Regions from separate parts of the Homo sapiens genome. Here region 2 is linked to region 1. The links are chromatin loops, found by intact Hi-C in ENCODE. Cell type or tissue: mammary epithelial cell. All regions are shown on one strand.

What was found. Peaks named below come from ENCODE experiments on the same cell type or tissue, not always from the same donor. Only the 100,000 strongest peaks of a DNase experiment are listed, where the experiment ranks them.
Region 2: a loop joins it to region 1, with 13 times the contacts of the local background. A loop is called at or near these places in 6 of 110 quality-filtered maps.

Annotation. Positions count from the first base shown.
Region 1 is chr22:49,766,357-49,768,856 of GRCh38, reverse strand. No RefSeq gene overlaps it. Among named protein-coding and RNA genes, the nearest start is that of BRD1, 60 kb to the left of the region's middle. In mammary epithelial cell, a CTCF peak has its summit at 1,371 (motif pointing left); no DNase peak of the experiment used is centred here.
Region 2 is chr22:50,208,720-50,211,219 of GRCh38, reverse strand. SELENOO (selenoprotein O) reads right to left here. Exons shown (of 9, transcript NM_031454.2): 4 at 909-1,039; 5 at 309-589. SELENOO-AS1 (SELENOO antisense RNA 1) reads left to right here and starts at 1,039. Exons shown (of 2, transcript XR_938352.3): 1 at 1,039-2,008; 2 at 2,451-2,500. In mammary epithelial cell, a CTCF peak has its summit at 1,203 (motif pointing right); no DNase peak of the experiment used is centred here.

The sequences.
Region 1 (2,500 bases):
ATATTTCAGTATAATGAGTGTCCAAAGTGAAGTGCCCAGAGGTCCCCCTGCCCCCCCACTCTCGGGACCTAGCCAAAGTCCCCCCTCCAGGGGGCATGGTGGGGTGCGTACTCCACTGTGTGAGTGGGGGCTTCTGGGAGCCCTGGGGCTGGGGCAGCCAGACTCAGCGACGCAGTAAGAAGCCTGGACTCCCTGGAGGGGGCCTGCACGTGAGCTTGGCCCTTGACCAGGCCGGCAACGGCTCTGCGGAGCTAGGACCCCTCCTGCGTGGATATTTCATGACATTAGCATTCACTTACAATGTCTGCTCACTGACTCTTAGTGCAGCTCTACCTCATCTCATTACAGTTTCTCCCGTTGCAAATGAAGCACATCTCTTGTTGATCTCTCGCCCCAGAGTTTTAACATCAGCTCAGCTGTGGGGACTCCCAGTCTGAAGCACCAAGACCCTCTACTTCCTCCCTGCCTCCTCTGACTCCCCACCCCATCCTGTCCTACAGGTGAGGACAGCCAGGTTCTGGGGCTCAGCAACCGGCCTCCCATGGCGCCCCCACGGGCGAGCCAGGTGGGGGGTGGGGAGTAGAGCCCAGGGTGGGTTAGCCAACCCCCACCTTGGAGGATCAATATGTGGCAAATGCACCCACACGTGGCGCCTGCTGGTTTATGGAGTTCACTTGTTATTATCACCTATAATTAAAAGCAAATGAAAAAAGAATTGAGGAGATGGCTAGTTCCAAGATGGCAGCATAGAAGCAAGCTGGCTTCACTCTTTGCCACAGAAAATCCAAAACAAATATTCAGCACCAAGATTATCTCCAGCAACATCCCAGAACTCAAATACGAGGATGAGACAGTCCCCAGGGCCACAGAGAAGTGAATAAACTCTGAGCAAGCAGTAAGAGAACTGGAATTCTATATCTATGATGTCCCTTCCCCCAGTCTACCTGCACCAAGTGTGGGCAAATCTCCCCTGACTCATGGCTTCTGCACTGGAAAAATGAGATCAAGGTGGACTACCAGCTTCCCAGTATCTTGGGCTCCCTGGCAGGAGACTTGTTCTGCTTCAACCCAAGGGAAGCATTCAGAATGCTTAAAGGAGAAATATCCCTGAGGCCAGCCAGAGACAAAGGGAAGAGGTGGGACTAGCATCTCCAGCTCTAAAAACTGCCCTGTAATGCAGCCAAAGGAGGCACCAAGTCAGGCTGTTCAGCTACATGGTAGGAGGCACAGTCCATAGGTTCCCTGGGCATGGACCGCCAGCCAGTCTTCCCACACTGCCGGGCTATCCCCTGTGGGACCTTCCCCATTTGGGACGGGAAGCCCCACTCTGATCCTTTATTGGAGCTGAGGAAAACCTGGACTTATGTTGCCCTCTAGTGCCGAAGAAGGAGGCAGCAACCTAGCAGAAAAAAAATTCAACAGGTACATGGCAAAGAGTCTCTAAGCAAACATACCCAGTAAAAACCAAAACAAGCCAGACAGAGAAGACTGGAATAAATAACTAATCCTTCAATGCAAAGACGCAGATGTGCATTCACAAGAAACAAGCAAACGGGGAACTGTGAACCACTCAAAGGGACAAAGCAAGGAACCAGTGACTAATGAGATGGCCACATGTGAGCCTCTGATCAAGAATCCAAAATAGCAGTTGTAGGGAAACTCAGCGATCTCCAAGATAACCCAGAAAATCAATTCAGAAACTTATCAGAGAATTTTAACAAAGATATTGAAATTAAAAAATCAAACAGAAATATTGGAAGTGAGAAAAACATCTGCTGAACTGGAAAATTGATAGAGGCTCTTAACAGCAGAATGGGTCAAGCAGAGGAAGGAATCAATGAGCTCAAAGACAGGCTATTGGAAAAGACACAGTCAGGGCCGGGCACGGTGGCTCATGCCTGTAATCCCAGCAGTTTGGGAGGCCGAGGTGGGTGGATCACGAGGTCAGGAGTTCAAGACCAGCCTGGCCAACATAATGAAACTCCATCTATATTAAAAATACAAAAATTAGCTGGGTGTGGTGGTGTGTGTCTGTGGTCCTGGCTATTTGGGAGGCTAAGTGGGGAGGAGCACCTGAGCCCAGGAGGTCGAGGCTGCAGGTAGCCACGATTGTACCGCTGCACTCCAGCCTGTGTGACAGAGCAAGTCCCTGTCTCTTTGTATCTATCTATCTATCTACATAGATAGATAGATAAAGAGATACACTTTACATATATAAAGATAGAAAGACTTCAAGTAAACAACCTAACAGTGCACCTCGAAGAAACTGAAAAGCAAGAATGAGCCAAACCCCAAATTAATAGAAGGAAGGAAATAATAAAGATCAGAATAGAACTAAACAAAATAGAGACTAGAAAACAATACAAAGAATCAACAAAACAAAAGGTTAGTTTTTTGAAAAGATAAACAAAATTGACCAATCTTTAATTAGACTAAAAAAAAAAAATGCATGACCTTGTAGAGGTCGGGGCCACCTGCCCACACCTGCCCGAGGAGGCTG
Region 2 (2,500 bases), 440 kb before region 1:
TGTCCACACAACGGGATGCTTCTCAGCCTTCAAATGGAATAAAATCCTGATACGGACCTGGGTGAACATTGAGGACCTTATGCTAAGTGAAATAAGCAGTCACTACAGAACAAGCACCGTATGACTCCACTCGCAGCAGGTCCTAGATTCACCAAATTCATAAAGACAGAGAGTAGAATGGGGGTGCCAGGGCTGGGGTGGGCCCAGGGAGTGACTGTGCACTTGGAACCTGGAAGCCAGAAGGTAAACCATCTCTAAGCACAACAGCACGGGAGGCGCCTTGCTGTGGGCACGGCTGGGTCACTCACCGGTCAGATGCATGGTCTCCAGGAGCTTGGACACCAGCGCCCCGTCTTCCTCCAGCTCCACCTGCACGAGGCCCAGCTTCCTGCGCATCTTCTGCAGGTAGTGCCTTTGGAACTCGGCGTCAAACTCCTCGGCCAGGATGGCCTCCCCCAGCTCCAGGGGCAGTTCCGGCTGCAGGGCCTCGGCCAGCTTCCGCAGGTTCCACCTGCACACCTCGGGCTGCTTGCTGTACGCGTAGCGGCCGGTGTTGTCGGAGGCATTGCACACGTGGTCGGGGTCGTACCTGCCACACGGGGCAAGAGAGCCACGCCCTGCCTGAGAGGAAGTTCCCGGGAGATGGTGCAGCCACCCTGGAGGGGAGGCCCAGGGGAAGGTCCCAAGTGGCCGTGGCTCTCTGGCCCTGTCCCACAGGGGTCCTGTCTCACCAGCCCCTGGCCAAGGCCTCCGGGATTGCCCTGGACTCTCTACTTCCTACATCAGCCCCCAGCCCCCTCGGCTCCCCCTCAAGCATCACGGGCCAGTGCCTGGGGGCAGCAGGTTTCATGCAGCCCGCACCCCCCAGCCCTGGGGCCTGCACTTTGCTGGGCCCCAGGGCCACTTACCTGTCCAGGAAGCCAAAGGGCCCGTAGTCGATGGTGAGCCCCAGGATGCTCATGTTGTCGGTGTTGAGCACGCCGTGGCAGAAGCCCACACACTGCCACTCGGCCACCATCCGCGCCGTGCGCCGCGTCACCTGGGGTGGGACAGTGTGCTTGCTCCCTCCTCGGGGTCCTGCCCAGACCTCCCCACTCGTGTCCATCCTTCCCCTCCCTGAAACCGGCTGTGCTTCGCTGAGTGGCTCTCACTCTGCAGTTTCTGGGCGATCTTCCTGATGTCCTGTCACCGCCTCAACCACAAGGTGGCGATGAAGAGTGCGTTGCACTCACAGCATCCACTCTTTAATATGCTCACAAAATTTGGCTTTTACCCAAACTAGAAAAATCAGGGAACCCCAGACTCAGGCCCAGTAGAGACCCCAAAGAAGCAGAGAAGGGTCAGTTCACTGAGGGGCCACACCTGCCCCAGGGCCAGGCCACTGTCCATCCTGGTGCCACCACCACCCTGCTGGCCTGGCCCCCCCCAACCAGACAGCAGTCCCCACCCAGCCCAGCACCGGTAACCTTGAGAATAGGGGCCAATCAACAGGGGGGCCAGGAGCCCCCAAGGTGCAGGGTGCACTGAGGGCCCCACCGGCCCTGCTGAACACAGGCCTGACACCACCTCTCTCCTTCAAGGCCACCGACGCTCCTGGGAGGCAGTCAGTGCCGTCTCCCTGCGTCACTGGCAGAAGACTGAGGCTCAGAGGGGCAGAGTGACCTGCCTTGACCACCCACGCATGTCTATGCCGGAGCACCAGGCTGCCCCAGCGGCTCCTCCCGGCCTTCTGCAGCCCCATCGCCCACCCACATGGAACATGGCTGGGGTGGACTGCAGGGATGGAGCTGGGGCAGGACACAGCCCTAGGAGCACCTGCCTGGCGCCAGCTTCTGCTGACGGCAGCCCAACAGCCCCCAGCCACGTGGCAAAGCGGGTCCCCACGCAGCCCTGGCTGCAGCTGCTCCAGGGGTGGCCTGAGACTTCTCAAAGAAGATGCTGTGCCCGGTCCCCCGGAACCCCTACTTGGCCTGACCCCGCTGATGCTGCAGGCCCCCAGCCCAGCCAGGTGAGGTGCCGGGTTCCCCCACCGTGTGCTGAATGCCCTGTGACAAGGACGATGCCATCAAGCCATGTGGGACGTCTGTGGTGTCCGTGGGGCGGGGACCCAGACCCCAGGTGGGCACTCAGCATCTCCCCAGTCAGGACCCGGCTGGCTGCCCTGGGCATCAAGACGTATCGACCCACGTGGGAGGTGCCCAGCCCATGGTCCTTCCACCCAAGCCAGCTCCCACCCCGCACCCCCGCCCCAAGCTGGCCCTGCAGGGATACCAGTAGGAGAGCACGCCCAGGGCCCCCAACACCACGGAGCCCAGGGGAGTTTCAGGTTTGTCCCAGGGCCCGAGCACACATGATGGGGTTTGCGGACAGGAGCGGGAGCTCAGAGAAGGGCGGGGAGGCTGGGTAAAAGCCTTTGTCCCCCGGCCAAAATGAGGGTGTCTTCAACACAGGTGGGGACACCCAGCATCCACCCGCAGGGAGGGGTGGCGTGCGGCCCACT